Linked DNA regions of Mus musculus: region 2 is linked to region 1. The links are chromatin loops, found by intact Hi-C in ENCODE. Cell type or tissue: left cerebral cortex. All regions are shown on one strand.

Region 1 (8,000 bases):
CTGGGTTCTTTAGGTAAAAACCTCGGTAAGTTCACGGTGAGTCTAGTGGGTAAGTCCCCGCGCGCGACGGAATGGAGATGGGGGTGAGAATTTCACCTTTCCCATCGAACGTGGGGACAGAAGAGGACAAGGAGACGGGAGGCCATCACAGTAAGGTCCAGAGTAGGAGCGAGACTTGCACCCCCGAACTCAGCTCTCCCCGTGGATGGGGGCGCCCGGCCAGCCCACGTACCCATTTCTCCCGCATCCTCAGTCCCACGATCCCGGGGACCACCACCCGCTAGATGCCACCGCGCACAGGTACCTCGAGGCTCTCCAAGCGGTCCTTGAGGGTTTGCAAGGAGCGGCTAAGCTGCTCCACGACGTGGCCCGGGTCCCGCGGCAGGTCGCCCATGGTGTCCTTGCCTGTGCCGCGCGCCTTGCCGCCCGCCAGCCCCTCGCAGCGGGCCAGCTTGCCGGTGAGCTCTCGGATGGCTTCTCGCTGGGCGCCCAGCGTCTCCTTCTGCTGCACGACGGTCTCGCGCAGCTGCAGCACAGCGGCTCGCAGCTCCTCCTCGGGGCTCAGAGCGCCTCCCTGCATGGGCATCGCGGGCAGCGGGCAGCCGGCGCGCGCCGCTTCGGGGGGCAACGCGGTGCACACGAAGCGGCTGCCAGGTATCGGGCTGTCCTGGGCTCGTCCGGCGGCCACGGCGAGCGCCACGCCGACGGTCAGCAGCGCCAGCATCTCGCTGACCTGTGTGCTCACTTCAGCATGGGTCGCTGGTTTGCCGTCTGGGCGCCTTCGCGGCCGGCTACGTCTGTCCGAGCGCGGCACTCGAGGGAACCGCGTGCAGCACGGAAACGGCAGCACAAGCGCCGCCTGCCGTCGCAAAAACCCGCTCTCCGCTTTGCGCGGCGTTCTGGCCCGGGCTCTGCCCGCGCGCCCTTTCTTAAGCTTGGAGGGTGGGGCCACAGGCGCGTGGGGCTCGCGCCGCGCTCTCTGATTGGTCCGCCGGCGTTCGCGTCACGCGGAGGGCGGGGCGCGGGCGCATTGCTAAGCTGGCCCAGGCGGCTGGGTTCTGTCGTGGGTTGGGTTTCAGAGACGCGAGTGCAGGATCCCCAAGGCTCCTTAGGAAAGGAAACTGGGCTTCGGAAACGGTCAGAGAAAGCGTCGGCTGGCCCCGCACGGTCAAAGAAGCCCCGGGGACAACTTGCCGCCCACGATGAGAGGTGTTGGCGCGGCTTCCGGCTGAGAAATCCTGACCGAGATGACTCCACTTGCCTAGGAGGAATTCTCCCAGCGGGACTCGAACCCGGGTCTTCCACGCGAGCCACCTACGCGGCTCGCGTGGGCTTCCTTGTTCTGGCGCGGGAAGCACGACGGTCGATTGCAGAGGCGGACAGTCTGTAGGCGTACCCAAAATCCCAGGCCCAACCCCAGAGAACTCAAGGGGAAAAACGGAAGAAAACAAGAAAGAAAGAAAGAAAGAAAGAAAGAAAGAAAGAAACAGACCAGCAGGGACAGAAGTGGGTCCTGGATGCTGCAAGAAAGAAGGGGATGCCCACACAGAAGACCAGGAGGCAGTAGTCACGAGTTCACTCGAAGGTTCTTGTGCGGGGACAATATCCTTCTAGGCATGACCTTATTTATTTCGCATGACCTCGGTTTGATGAGAACATCCAGCCGGAATAAACATGATGGGGCCATGGCAAAGACTGGGGCCCCGTTCTTTTTAATGCGGGAATCCAACAAGTCCACTTTACACCTGGAGACTAGTATCATCAGATTCTTGGAGAAAGCCTAATATTAATACCCAGAAACCCCGCAAAAGATTGGGAGGGGGTATTTCAAAATCTTACCCATGGCTTACAAGTTCAGAACAGTTACACACTTAACAGACTCAGCTGGTTTACTGTGAATTAAAAATGAAAAAAAAAAAGTTCCCCCTTTTTAAAGAAATCCTGTTGCAAGGTCATTAATCACATTACCCATTCTACCAGAAACAAATGGATTTGTCACTTGTGCAAAGAAGCTGGGGTTGATTCTGAAAACAAATTGTATCAAAATAAATGAAATTATTATGATAATACAAAATAGACTGCAGTGATTAATCTCTGGGAACCAAATTCTGACCTGTTTTGCACTTCAAACAATAGCTTCTGTTATGTAAATAGTTGTGGGGGTTTTCAAGGACAGTGTTGCTAAATTATAAGGAAAGTTCTATTCATGAAAAATCTCTTCAAGGATTAAAAACTACAGACAGGATATTCAGTCTCCACAGGACCCAGAGCAGGACTCAGAAGCGAGGATGGCTCAGGTAAGAATATTCATCAATGGAAAAGGTAGGGTGTAGGCAGGGGGGTGAACACTGGGCTAATGGCTTTGTTGTCTAGACTCACCACAAAGAAGTTTCCCCTTGTTGAATTTGACCTTGAGTCTACCATTTCTTCCTAGACTTTCTTTCTTTGGCTACATGGAAACTCAAAAGCTCAAATAACACCCCCCACACACACACACACACACAAACTGCAATCACGAAGGCAACAAAATCTCAAAACACTTTCTAAAGTAGTACATTTTTAGAGGATGCTGTAAGGTACCAAATCCAGGCATGTTCAGAATTACCCAAATATAGACATGCTGCTTGAAGTTACCACTCACAGATTTAATGCTCTTTTACTCCCAGGCCAGGGCAGATCTTAATTGGGTGTGACAAATAGATTATCATTGTTTCTTTGTAGTTCTCCAGCCCTTTCATGACATGGACTAATAATTCATATTTGCAACTACTTGAAGCCAAGGCTTGTCCTTTTAATAATTAAACGTATTTCCAGAATTCTAATTTCCTCCTGACCAAAGAAGGTGATGTACAAGAAGACATAAAAATAGCATATATCCCCAAAATAATTGCTCTTAGACTTCCTACAAGAGTTCCCACTATGAGAAGGGATCAGCAGAGTTGCCAAATTCCAGATGGAAAGACCCAGGCATTGAGGATATGATTTTCTCTGGAGACAGTAAAATCAGAGGACTTATGCTATTTGCAGTTTTGTTTTCCTGGTACAATGGAAAAATCTGCTGGTTTAGGAATGAGGCCTTCTAGTCCCAATGCCAACTGTTACTAGCTAAGTGGTTTGGGGCAAGCCATTTTCTCCTCTTTGGACCTTGTAGGAAAGATAAGGCAATTAGCGTCAACTCTTTAATGGCCCTTCTGGCTTTATTCAAGAGCCTGGTAGTTCTGGGAGGAAGGACTCCCTCTTCCACGTGCCAAACATTACAAAACATTGGTTTTCTTCTGTGTGGGCAATGGATTTCCTGTAGCGAAGGCAGAGTAGAGAAGGTGAGGCTGGTTGTGTAAACAGCAGATAGACTTTCATACAAGGAGATGCTGTGGTCGTGGCTGTAACCTGTTCCTGGCAGCGTGGGCTCTCTGCCTTGATTTCTTCCTCACAGCACAGAAACCGTCCACCTGAAAGATCCTGCGTGCATGACTCACCCTACCCATGAGAAGGGCTGTGCGAGTGACAGAGCCCAGGGCCCACAGATTTTTCTGCTACTTGAGAAAGTCGTGCAGATCTGCAGCAGTGAATCACTGCCACCTAATCTCTTAGTGTAACCGGTGCAACAGCATAGTAACCACCCACTCATTCACTATGTCGGCTGGTCCCGGGGCAGCCCAGAGCCGGGTACAGACTTAACCCAAGCCCACGTGCTGGGAATCCTAATGAGCTGTTCTACCTCCATTTTATTGCCCCATCTGTTTGGCTCCCTGGTTCTTTCTCACATGCATTTTTATCTTGGTCTTCTGGGAAATGTGCTAATTTCCACCACGATGTCAGAAGAACCTATCTTATACAGTTTCCCCCTCCCCCTCTTCTGCATTTCCTCCCCTCTTAGCCACTTGGGAAGTCAAGAGTGGGGGCGTGTGCTCAATAGCACGGAATTCAAGGACAGCTTCCTGCAAACATGACTCAGGAACTATCCTCGGTGCTGAATTTCAGTCCGAGGGGAGTTCAGAATGGTGTGTGTGTGTGTGTGTGTGTGTGTGTGTGTGTGTGTGTGTGTTGCATGAGAGTGTGCACAAGGGATTCAGTGCTGGAGGCGCTAAAGGATCCCGATTAATCCCCTGTAATACATAAAATGCTAATACCCTTTTATGAGTGTGTTTTTCACGAGACCAAGCTGCCCAATAAAATGGAAAGGGAGTTTGGCGTCAGGCAGCACTTGTTTCAGTCCCAGTCTGATAACTCGAGAGTGTAGCTTAACCTCCCTGAGCCTTAGTTTTCTCATTTCTAAAATTAAAAGTAAATTTATGAGCAAGCCTTGTTGTTTCTGGGCTTGTGTGAGACACTGTTTCCAGACATGTTTAGCATAAAGCAGGTGCACAATAAATGCTAATGGACCTCTCCTCCCCTTCTCTCCACCAGAGCTAGGCCTGAATTATATAGGTCCTATTAAAAACAAAATTAAAATTTCCCTTTATTCTGTATACTATCCTTTAGAACTAAATACACTAAGAGTCTGGGGCAATACAAGCCAGCTTCCTTAGAGAGATGATGAGAGTTGAGAACTCCAGAAAAAATGTAGAAGTATCAGCAAGTAAAAGATCTCTCTCTCTCTCTCTCTCTCTCTCTTTCTCTGTGTGTGTGTGTGTACATAAGATAAATTATGGTGTTATAAAGATTTAATCATGTGAACTATTTTGCATTTATGCTAACTTGGTGTTTATGTGAAGGGACCCAACTAAAAGACTGGTTGTATTTAACATTCCGGCAAATGAATTTAAATTGCTATGGGATGTGAGAGAAGCTTGCCCCTTCTGATAAAGCAGGTTTTTCTTTCTTCAGTGCATCTGGCTTCTTCCTGAATGATGTATCTCTGGTTTAATTTTGGAGCAAGTGATAGGAAACATTGACTTTCAGAAAATGTTCCTGTGCACGGGTGTATTACAAGTGGGTAGAGAGCCATAGTTTGGGGAAACGGCTTGTTAATGTAACTCCATGATTTCACCAAACAAATGAAGGCTCAGTGGTACCTTCTGATTTCTAGCAATAGACGAGGTCACTACAAGCCAGGAATAACAGGTTAGCTTGGTGTCTAAAGGGAATGGACTCTGGACAGTGAGCTTACTGGGTATGATGTAACAGGCGGTAGAGCACTTGCCTAATATAAAACCCGGAGCTTCACCCCAAGCATACAAAAAAAGACCCCTTGAAGTTAGTTTGCTTTGAGGAAATCGAAGAGCATAGTCTCTCAATTTCTCTATATTTGGAAACACTAGGGATAATACTTCCTTTATATGCCTGTCTAAAAATTACAAAATTGGAACTGGGGAGATGGCTAGTGGGGGAGGGGATGGGAAGACTTCTGAATATGCCAATGTGGAGATCTGAGTTCAAATCCCTGAAACCCAATGTAGGGTGGGGACGGGAGACTCTCTAGAAGCTACCCTGGCATACACAGTCGGAACAGCCTTGAACAAGGTGGAAGGTATAGACCAACACCTGAGGTTCCCCTCTGACTCTCACACATATGCTGCACACACACACACACACACACACACACATACACACAGAGGAGATGGAAAATTGATCTAATTATGACAAAGATTGTAGCTCATTGTGCCCATATCAGTTAGGCACAGATAGCTTGTGTGAACATTTGAATTTTAAAGATTTATTTTTCATTTTATGCATATATGAGTATGCTTGAGCAATGTGTGTGCACCGTGTACGTGCCAGAGCCCAGGACAGAAGAGGGTATCAGATCCCCTTGACCTGGAGTCACAGACAGTTCTAAGCTGTCATGTGGGTGCTGGGAATCAAACCTGGGTCCTTTGCGAGAGCAATAATTGCTCTTAACCACTGAACCATCTCTCCTGCTTGGATGAACCTTTGAAAGCCCAAGCTGGAAGCAATTCTATAGAAATCCAAAGACTAGAAAACAGTTTTCAAAAGATTAAAAGGTGAGAAAGCTACTTAACAGCAGAGCCTTGGTCAGATGCAGGCCTTTGATCTTCAGTGAAAACGTCTTTTCCTTTTGCTGCTTCTTAACTTATTCACTGACCCCGAAAATGTTTGTCTTTTCTTCAAGAATGCCTTCGTTAAAAATGAATAAATTGTTATCAATTGCAATCACGATAATGTCCATAGAACTCGCCAGAGCATTCAGTATTGTGGATTAAGTTTAGTTGGTATTAGAACTTCCCACTGGAGCGGAGGAGATGGCTGAGTAGGTAAAGTTACTCGCTGCTAAGCTTGACCACCTGAGTTTGGTCCCTGGGACCTACATGGTAGAGGGAGAAAATGGCTCCTAAAAATTGTCCTCTGACTTCCAAATGTATGTTGTGCATACACACACACACACACACACACACACACACACTCACACTTACTCACACACTTGATGGATTGTTTTTACAGACGTTCCATTATAGGTTTCTATGCTCCTGTGTTCCTATTTTCTTGCATTTTGAGCCAGCCTCCCTTCCTCCCCACTCCTCTCCCTCTTTTCCTTCCTTCTTCTTCAACCAATGTTTCTTAGGCTTTTATTACTGTGAAGACATCACGATTATAGCAACTCTTACAAAGGAAAGCATTTAATTAGGGCTGGCTTACAGTTCAGGGGTTTAGTCCATTATCATCATGGCAGGAAGCATGGCAGCACACAGGCAGACGCGGTGCTGGAGGGGTAGCTGAGAGGTCTACCTGGGGATCCACAGGCAGCAGGATGAGACAGTGAGCCACTAGGCTGAGCTTGAGCTTCTCAGACCTCCAAGCCCATTCTCCAGTGACACACTTCCTCCAACAAGGCCACACTTACTCCAAGACAGCCACACCTCCTAACAGTGACACTCCCTATGGGCCTATGGGGGCCATTTTTATTCAAACCACCACAATGCTCATGTCCACAGTTGAGTGGTCCACAGCTCTCAATACTCTCCCTAGACTCTCTACGTTTACAAGTTTGTGCTTTTAATTGTCCTTACTGAGATGGATCTTTATGAGGCCCCAGGATCTAATTAACTAATTGTACATTGGCCATCTCAAGAATTCAGTACCTGAACCTCTAACTTGATGTGTCCTCAGTGAAAGGCGTTGTGCTCGTAGCCATCCCTCCCTTTTTCCTCCCATATGCCTCATCTCTGGCATCATTAACATTTTCCACAGGATTCTGAATCTCCTCCATTTCCACCAATACTTTCCGATCCCGGGCCCTTTCTGGGTCCTGATTCTTCTGCATGTCAGCTTCACCGATACCACTTCAGCTCCACTAGTTTTGTTCTAAAGTAGACCGATGCCTCCTAACCACGCTTTTCTAACTCAGCATTTCCATTGGTGTTCACAGCTCCTGGAGTAAATGCCTCCTATTCCCAGATGCCACCCATAGTTCCCTAAATAAATCTGTACACCTTTCGGTCTCCTCCATTCGCTCCCAACCTTCCGGTTCAGCTCTGTTTTCTATTACATCCCTTTCGACCTGCCCTTTTGAACAATCGGATGCTTTCTACACCCAGCTCACAGGCTTTCTCCCATTTCTCCATTTTGCAAGTTACTTCCTCTAAGACGTTCGCCCTGGGGCTAGAGAAGATGGCTCCACAGTGTCAGGACTGTGTGTTGTTCTTCCAGAGGAACCAAGTTCAGATCCCAGCACCCATGTTCGAGTCCTCACAACCTCCTGTACCTCCAGATCCAGAAGAGCCAGCACCTCCTTCTGACTCCATCGACACCCACACGTCCATGGTATGCGCAGTCACAGAAATGCACGCCTATTTTATTAATAACAAAATAACTTTTAAAGTTTGCATCGACATTAGTCATAATAAAGGATTGTTATCTACTGGACCCTGTCTTATTATTCAGGCCTGTGGCTCAGAATCTTTTCTACTGGACTCAGGGCGCCTCATGAGCAACAGCTGGGTCTGACAGAGGTTGTTCTTCTTTATTTTCACCAATAAAATTTGGCCTTTTAGAGGTCATTGTTCGCAGCTATGATACCGTTGTAAGGAAGAAACGAAGGG
Region 2 (8,000 bases), 100 kb before region 1:
CCCACTCTAGTTTCTGTTTTTTCCCCACCAGCTTCCGTTTTTCTCCCATTTCTGCTACAGACTCCGTTGGTTGCTTCTTCTGACCCAGAACCTTCTACCCAGAATCTCAGTTAAATTCTGTATTGCAGGGGAGGACAACGAGGCCCCACGCTGTAAGTGTGGGGGAGGCGGGCAAGGCGGACAGACACCAACCAGCTTGGGTTTGTTTTGGGGAGTCTGATGCACAGCTCCTAATAGCCTCAAGGGGGACCCAGCAGGAAGGCCCCACAACCATCCTTATCCAGCCAACCTCTTCCTCCAGCAACTCCTCTCCTTCCTCCTCCTCTCCCTCCTCCTCCTCTTCCTCCTCTACCTTTCTTCTCCTCCTCTTCTTATTTATTTTTTGTCAACCCCATACAAGAGGAACCTCATCTGAGAAAATGCCTATATCACATTGCCTGTAGGCAGGACTGTGGAATATTTTCCTCGATTAACGACTGATGTGGGAGGGTCCAGACCACTGTGGGAGGTGCCAGCCCTGGGCAAGGTGGTCCTGGATTATATCAAGGTAGCTGAACAAGCCATAGGCAACTAGAATGCTCCCCCATGGCCTGCTTCAGTTCCTGCCCCCCAGGTTCCTGCCTTGAATTCCTTCTTTGACTTCTCTCTGTGGTGGGCTGTAACCTGTAAGCCAAATAAACCATCTCCTTGCCCAGGTTACTTTTGGTCACAGTGCTTTATCACAGGAATTGGAACTTAACCAAGACAATCAATAGTCAACATTGCAGCAGAACATGGTATCAGATTCCCAGTATCACCCAGTAAAACCTGTACTGTGGTCATCTCTCCCACATACACACTCTTTTTCTTCTATCTCCACCACCATTCTCCACCCTTAAGGCTCTAGCTAGATGCTAGGCAGAGGCTGTCAAGCTTGACCTGAGCCTCCCCCCCCCCCTTACCCCTGCTTCTGGTCTTCTAGTTTGTTTGTACAGTTTGTTTTTGTTCTGCCTCTTTTTTTGAGTTTGGATCTTTCCATGTAGCCCAGGATGTCCTGGAGCTTTTTGTGTAGACCAGGCTAGCCCAGAACTCTGCCTGCCTTTGTCCCAGCCAAGTGCCCAGCTCCTTGCTGTTTGAGCACATACAGCATGTGGACCTCAGGACCTTTGGACTCACCAGACACTTTTTCTCCTAGACACGATCACATCGGAGTGTCCAGTCTAGGGAAGGTTGTATGCACAGAAGGCCAGTCTGAGCATGGATGGCCCCATCCTAGATTGGCAGGTCTGGGGTCCCAGGTCGGGTGAGGGCACTGCCTCTATAAGCTGGGAAGAGACAGGTTTGCAGAGGAATGGTGAGTGTTCCTCACCAATTCTTCTCTTCCCTTCGTGTTTTCTCCCATGAGCAATGCTTTGAACGCACTGGCTGTGTCACTGCAGCAGGCAACCTTGCTGCTTCATGCCACCCTTCCCAAGTCCCTGGGAGCACCTGCCATGTGTCCCACTGCCTCCAGTGAGAAATCCCTGTTCTGGCTCAGCACTTTCCTCCATCTCTTCAACTGTTAAGTGCTGCGGCGACCTTGCCCATGGTCGGTTCTGCAGGGAGCTACATTACTGTGTGCCCTGCTTGAGGCTGAGGCTGAGGCTGAGGAAGTCAATGAAGAGGAAGCAAGCCTGCTGTGATGGTGCATCCCTGCAACCTCCGCTCGGGAGGTTTCCTACTTGGTTAACTGTCAACTTGACACACCTGGAGTCACTTCTCAAAGGAATCTCAGTAGAGGGATTGCTCAGATTAGATTGGCCTATAGCATGTCTGTGGGGGATTGTTGTGATTGCTAATTGATGAAGGACGATCCAGTCCACAGAAGGCGGTCCCATTCCCTAGGCAGCTAGCTGGCCCTTGTTTGTATAAAAAGAGTAGGTCAGCAAATGCCTCTCCTCCATGGTTTCCCCTTAAAATTTCTACTTGAGCTCCTGTCATGACTTTTCTCAATAACGGACTGTTGTGGTGGTGGGCTATTAATGTTACTCAGACCTCCTGGCACTGGCACAAGTTCCTTGCTACCCGCACAACGTTCTGGATTCCCGAATGAAATACACACACATACACACACACACAGAGAGAGAGAGAGAGAGAGAGAGAGAGAGAGAGAGAGAGAGAGAGAGGAGGGGAGGGGAGGGGAGGGGAGGGGAGGGGAGGGGAGGGGAGGGGAGGGGAGGAGAAGAGAGGAGAGGGCCTTATATTTAATATGCCTTAATCAGTTCAGTGGCTGGACTACTCCCAAACTTCCATGTTGTTAACACCTACCCTCCAATACTCCTTAATTATTACTTACTAAAATCTATATTCCATCCTTGCTACCCCAAACAGGGGAGGGCCCCCCTAGGGTCATCCTTCTCCGGCTCTTACATGATTGGTACTCTGTCTTCTGAAGCTCTCAAGCCTGTAGCTTACTTCTCAGGCCTGATCTTCCTGCTTCCACGAAATGGCTGTTCTAACTCCTCTCTCTGTCCTCTTGACCTCGAATCCTAACGTCGTCCCACCTCTGTCTCTCTGCCCAACCATTGGCCGCTGGCAACTTGATTTACCAATTGAAACCAACTGGGGGCAGGGACCCTCAGCGTCTCACATGAGGGATTCTCCTGCAATTTTGGGAACCTAATTAACAAAATACAAGTGTTAAACCAAATCCCCAACAGACTGTGATCTGGAAATATAAGCCAAATAAACAAACCATTCCCGCCCTGAGTTGCTTTTGGATAAGAGTGTTTTACCACAGCCATAGCAAGGAAACTAGAACAGGAGGGTCAGGAGTTCAAAGTCACCCCTGGCCACATAATCATTCAAGGCCAGCCTGGGCTATGTGTGATGCTGTCTGAAAAGGGGAAGTGGGGCAAAAGTGTTGAGAGACTCACTCATGGCTGTCTTCTTTCTGGGGCTAGAAACAAGGCCACCCTGAGTGAGGAGCTCCTCTGCGAAGTCACACAGCTAAAATAAAAGGGACAAATGGCGCCTAGCGTTGTTACCAGCAAGGCATTTGGGGAACATAAATTCCACTAGGAATTAGTCATTCTAAATTGCTTTATTTGGTTTTAACTTAGAATAGAACCTAAATTATTCAGCTAGGGAGGGGGAGGGAGGGGGCAGGAGCCAGTTCTAGGCCTGGCATCCACCTCACACTGTCACCGTTAGGAGAGCAGTGACATCTGTCTGGGGGTGGCCTTGGGAGCTGGTGGGCTGCCTGAGACCTTCTGGATTTGGTAAAAGCCCCCTGGGATGTGAGACTCAAGAAGCACGATTTTGCATCAGCAACACACCCATGCCTTTTACTCTGTCCCTGTTTGAGAAATGATGTCACTGTTCTCTCATTTAAAAAAAAACAAAAAAAAAAAACCAAAAAAAAAAAAAACAACTTTCTCTAACCATGTGTGGTGGTACAAGCCTGTAATCCCGGCACTCGGAAGGCTGAGGCAGGAGGATCGTGAGTTGGAGACTCGCCTGGACTATATAGTGAAACCAAGTCTCAAAAATAAAGCAAAACAAAACCAAAAAATCCTTTCCCTCAACCCCCATTTTACTCTAGCCACTGTCAGCTTTGTTGCTATGCTTTGAGACGAAACTCTACACTCAAATCCTCCGCAGCCCTGGCTTGCCTCTAGTAGGTTTTCCTGACTGATCCCACACTGGCTACACACCGGGCCTGCAAAGTCAATTCTAGTCCTCAGCCAACACAACCCAGCTAGGCACAATTCCTTATTCTGGGGGATCATTTTTCCTCGGTTTGCTGGACCCCGCATCTCCTGCTTAGCCTCCTATCTCACTGGTTGGTCCACCAGGATCTTCCCCTTCTCCCTGACAGACTCCTGTGGTTGCGTCTCACAGCTCAGACCTTAGACCTCAGTGCTAATTCTCTGGTCTACTAGCTTTCAAATCATCACTTTATCAATAACCCCTGAATTTCTGTCTCCAGGCTAGACTCTCCTTAAACTGCAGATTCACATGCACAATCGCCTTCTGGATGTCTCTACGTTGATGTTCAGTTAGATATCTGAAAATAATTCCTAGCCAAATAGATTTCTAGCACCCCAAAGCTGAGGCAGGAGAATAATCAATACATTTTCCTTAAATTTTCCTAGCCCTCAGCCAACACAACCCAGCTAGGCACAATTAAAAGAAAGAAAGAAGAAGGAAAGGAAAGGAAAGGAAAGAAAAGAGAAGAAAGAGAAGAGAAGGGAAGGGAAGGGAAGGGAAGGGAAGGGAAGGGAAGGGAAGGGAAGGGAAGCAAAGCAAAGCAAAGCAAAGCAAAGCAAAGCAAAGCAAAGCAAAGAAAAGAAAAGAAAAGAAGAGAAAAGAAGAGTCAGGTGGTGGCGGTGCATGCCTTTGATCCTAGCACTCAGACCACCTAGGTAGGTGGATCTCTGAGTTCCAGGCCAGCCTTGTCTATAGAACAAGTTTCAGGCAGCTAGTGATATATAGAGAAACCCTGTCTCAGAAAAAAAAAATCTGTTCTATTTTTAATGTGTGTGTGTGTCTCTGTGTGTGTGTGTGTGTGTGTGTGTGTATATCTGTGTGTGTTATGTGCATGTGTGTTCTGGGTGCCTGCAGAGGCATCTGATCCCTTGGAGCTGGAGTTACAAGCAGTTTTGAGCCACCCAATGTGAGTGCTGGTCACCAAACTCTGGTCCTCTAGAAGAGCAGCAAGTCCTAATCACCAAGCCATCTCTGTAGCTTCACACGTCTCTATATCAGTTTATTCATACGTGAAGAGGGGTACCCTGCCTCCAAGAGAACTCTGGTAAGCTGGTGGGAACAAGAATTAGACGTTCTTAAACCTAACGGATGGCAAGCATGCTGGTCCTGAGTCTAGGACACTGTCCAGGCTCTGTCCTGAGCTGGGACTGAACCTGCCGTGGAGGCAGAAATAGCAGGAATGGAGTCTAGGATCTGAGCCAAAGCCAGGGGAGTTGGTACCTGTTCTGTGTTGTGCTGTGTGGGTTATCTCCCTGACCACTGCTTCCACCATCAGTCCTTATGCAGTGGATACAGAGAGAACAAGAGCTATTCTAGCAGGCAATGAGGTCTTTGATGTCTAGGCAGGGGCTTTACCACTGAGCCACATTCTCATCTCAAAAACTTTTGCTATACTATGCCTGACTTTCTTTGTCTACGTAAAGTTATTATTTTAAAGTCAAGGTTCCTCTACACAGCCCAGGCTGACCTGACCTTGAACCCATGCTCCTTTGACTCATCCTCCTGTACTCTGGGATTACAGGTGTATGCTCTCACATATTGGACTGGATTTCTTGATTGGACAATGAATGTGGGATTGTGGGGTGTTCAGCTACCCCTCCTCAGCTGTGTGCCCTGTGGGAGACAGGGATATCCTGGGTCTGTGAGAATCCAGAACAGCCCTGGGAGGTATGCTTCCTGCAGAGGCCTGATCAGCCCTTCAAGTTGGCAAGTAATTAACTTGCCTAATTAAGGCATGCAGGCACAGGGCTCCTACTGGGATACTCCTGGGGAGCAGTGACATCCACCACTGAAAGGGTCTCAGGCTCTGTTGAAACTGCACAGCACGGGGGAGAGAAGATTAATTAAAAAGCGGGCTGAGGAAGCATTGCACCCTGGGAGTAAAGGCCTCGGTGAGCACCAGGGAAGGCTGGGGGTGTCCCTGGATGCCAGTGGGGGGTATGTGTGAGAAACTCCATCTCCCTGTGAATGGGGGGGGGTGCCTCATCTATTTGGGTTTGGGGATGGGGTAGGGAAAGAGCCACAGCGCATGCACGCCAGGCACCTCTTTGCTGATGGGCTATTTTTGCATGTAGTGCGTTAAATTTTGCTGAAATGCTGGGGTATCTTCTTGTCCTCCAAGCACGGGGATGGGGGGTGGGGTGGGGAAGGCTGAGCTTTCTGTGGGAAAGCAAGCAGGTTCTCAGCTCTGCCATGTACCTCTGAATGAGAGCTCCTTTCCAGAGCCTCCATCAGAGACCATCAGAGAGCTTCTGAAGAGCTAAATGGGGCTCTCTGCTCTGTCCTTGTCCTCTGCAGTTCTATGGGGCGGCGGTGGGGGGGGGCAGAGAATGGCATCCTGGGAGGTTGCTTCCTCTCCCCAGAGCGTGGTAGCCCCCCAGGTGGAGTGTGCTTAGAGCAGGCTCAAGGTTGTTCCTTCAGCAACTGCCAAGTGCCTGCTGTAAGCCTGATGTGATCCTATGTCCACAGATGATAGTGTGGAAAACATGGCAACATGGGGTCCCTCACAGGTAGGGTGGAGAAGGGGCTGGAAGGAGGAAGCCAGGGTGTGTCAGGTGGCACCACGCGATCCTTTAGGACTTAAGGTTAGAAAAGCAGCGTGAGAGCTGGCTATGAACAATCTTCTTGTAAGGAGGACGTTTATAGGCTGAGCTGTGTCCCCCAAACTTGCATGTTCAAGTCAGTTTCTGTTACTTTAGAATGTGATTGTATTTGGGGATAGATTCTTCCCAGTTCTAGGGATAGAACTCAGGAACTCAGAATATATAGATTCTAGATATATGCTCTACCACTGAGTCACACCCCAGTCCCTCACTGGGGGGATTCTAGGCAGGGGCTCTACCACTGAGTCATACCCCAGTCCCTCACTGGGGAATTCTAGGCAGGGTCTCTACCATTGAGCCACTCCCTGGTCCCTCACTGGGGGATTCTAGATAAGTGCTCTATCACTGAGCCACACACCCTATGCTTCATTGGAGAATTTGCACAGTTGCTATCCAGAGTCCCAGTGGAGAATGAATCAGAATTATCAAACAGTGTCCTCATTGACCTGCTCAGGGCTTGTCAGCCTCTGCAACTCCCATAGCCCAGGGAACTGAGATTGCAGGGCAGACCAACCGCCTCCTCCACTCCAGATCTGTAGAGAAAGAACGCAGTCATAGCAGAAATGGTGAGCGCCTCAGAACCAGCATTGGGAATCTGGCAACATAGTGTGTGGACTGCAGCTTCTATCTTGATATTAGGACAAGCTACTTGTGTTCTCTGAGAGTCTCTGTTCTTTCATTTGTAACGTGCTGGTCACAATGTACTCTTTGTAGGGACATTTTTGCAAAAGGAAGGAGAGGATGGGAACAGGACTAGGTCAATTGCAAACCCTCTCTGCACCACAGCTAGTGTGATAATTTCAGTTTGTGTGTGTGTGTGTGTGCATGTATGTGCTTGTGAATGTCTGCCCATGGCTGTATGTTTGTGTGTATGGGGGGGGGGGGTCAGAGGTTAACATTGGATATATTCCTCTATCATTCATTCCCTTATTTTTTTAAAAAAGATTTTATCTTTATTTTAAATTGTATGTATGTGTGTGCATATGACTGCAGAGGCCAGAGGATGGTACTGGATCTCCTGGTTCTGGAGTCACAGGCAGCTGTGAGCCCTCTGACCACTCACCCCTCTCTGCAACCTCTCCACCTTGTGCTTTGAGACAGCTGACTGAGCAGTCTAGGCTGCCTGGCCAGCATGATTCAGGGATCCGCTTGTCTCCTCCCACTCTCCCAGGGTGGGATTACAGACACTTGCCAGCACACCTGATTTTTCTTGGGACCCAAACTCAGGGCCTCATGCTCGCTTGGCAGGCACTTCACCAATGAGCCATGTCCCCAGACTCTAATTACATTTTAAAGCTCCTTTTGGGCATGGCATATCACTGTTTGCTGTGTACTGTCGTTTCTCTTGCTAAATGCAGACCAGCTGTTAGTCAGGGTCCCCTTGGAGCACATCTGCCCTTGACCTTGTACTGGCAGCCACCTCTTTCTTTATTAAAAAAAAAAAATCTCTGACAGATTGACTTCCTCAGTGACCCTCACACAGCTGTGTCTCTGCCAGACACAACCTGCTACGCACACCAGTCCCTAGCTATTACAAGTCCACAGACCCGCAACCTCAAAGGAGCCTTGGTTTATACCGCAGAAGCCCGGCTCCCAGAGCACGGGGAACACTCTGTTTGCCTTTGATTGAAAAATCAACAGTCTGGTTTTCTCTAACTTAATTTAGAC

Evidence for each region. Hi-C counts contacts between places; a loop is a spot of excess contacts. Peaks named below come from ENCODE experiments on the same cell type or tissue, not always from the same donor. Only the 100,000 strongest peaks of a DNase experiment are listed, where the experiment ranks them.
Region 2: it touches region 1 in a loop (7-fold over the local background); 5 of 42 quality-filtered maps call a loop at or near these places.

The regions. Positions count from the first base shown.
Region 1 is chr5:144,538,788-144,546,787 of GRCm38, reverse strand. It overlaps Nptx2 (neuronal pentraxin 2), which reads right to left and starts at 901. Exons shown (of 5, transcript NM_016789.3): 1 at 305-901. The coding sequence starts at 724. In left cerebral cortex, a CTCF peak has its summit at 858; DNase peaks (open chromatin) are centred at 943, 2,603, 3,570, 4,860 and 2 more places; H3K4me3 peaks cover 1,351 bases; H3K27ac peaks cover 1,330 bases.
Region 2 is chr5:144,643,074-144,651,073 of GRCm38, reverse strand. No RefSeq gene overlaps it. Among named protein-coding and RNA genes, the nearest start is that of Gm52796, 26 kb to the left of the region's middle. In left cerebral cortex, no CTCF peak of the experiment used is centred here; DNase peaks (open chromatin) are centred at 3,199, 3,492 and 6,910; H3K27ac peaks cover 885 bases.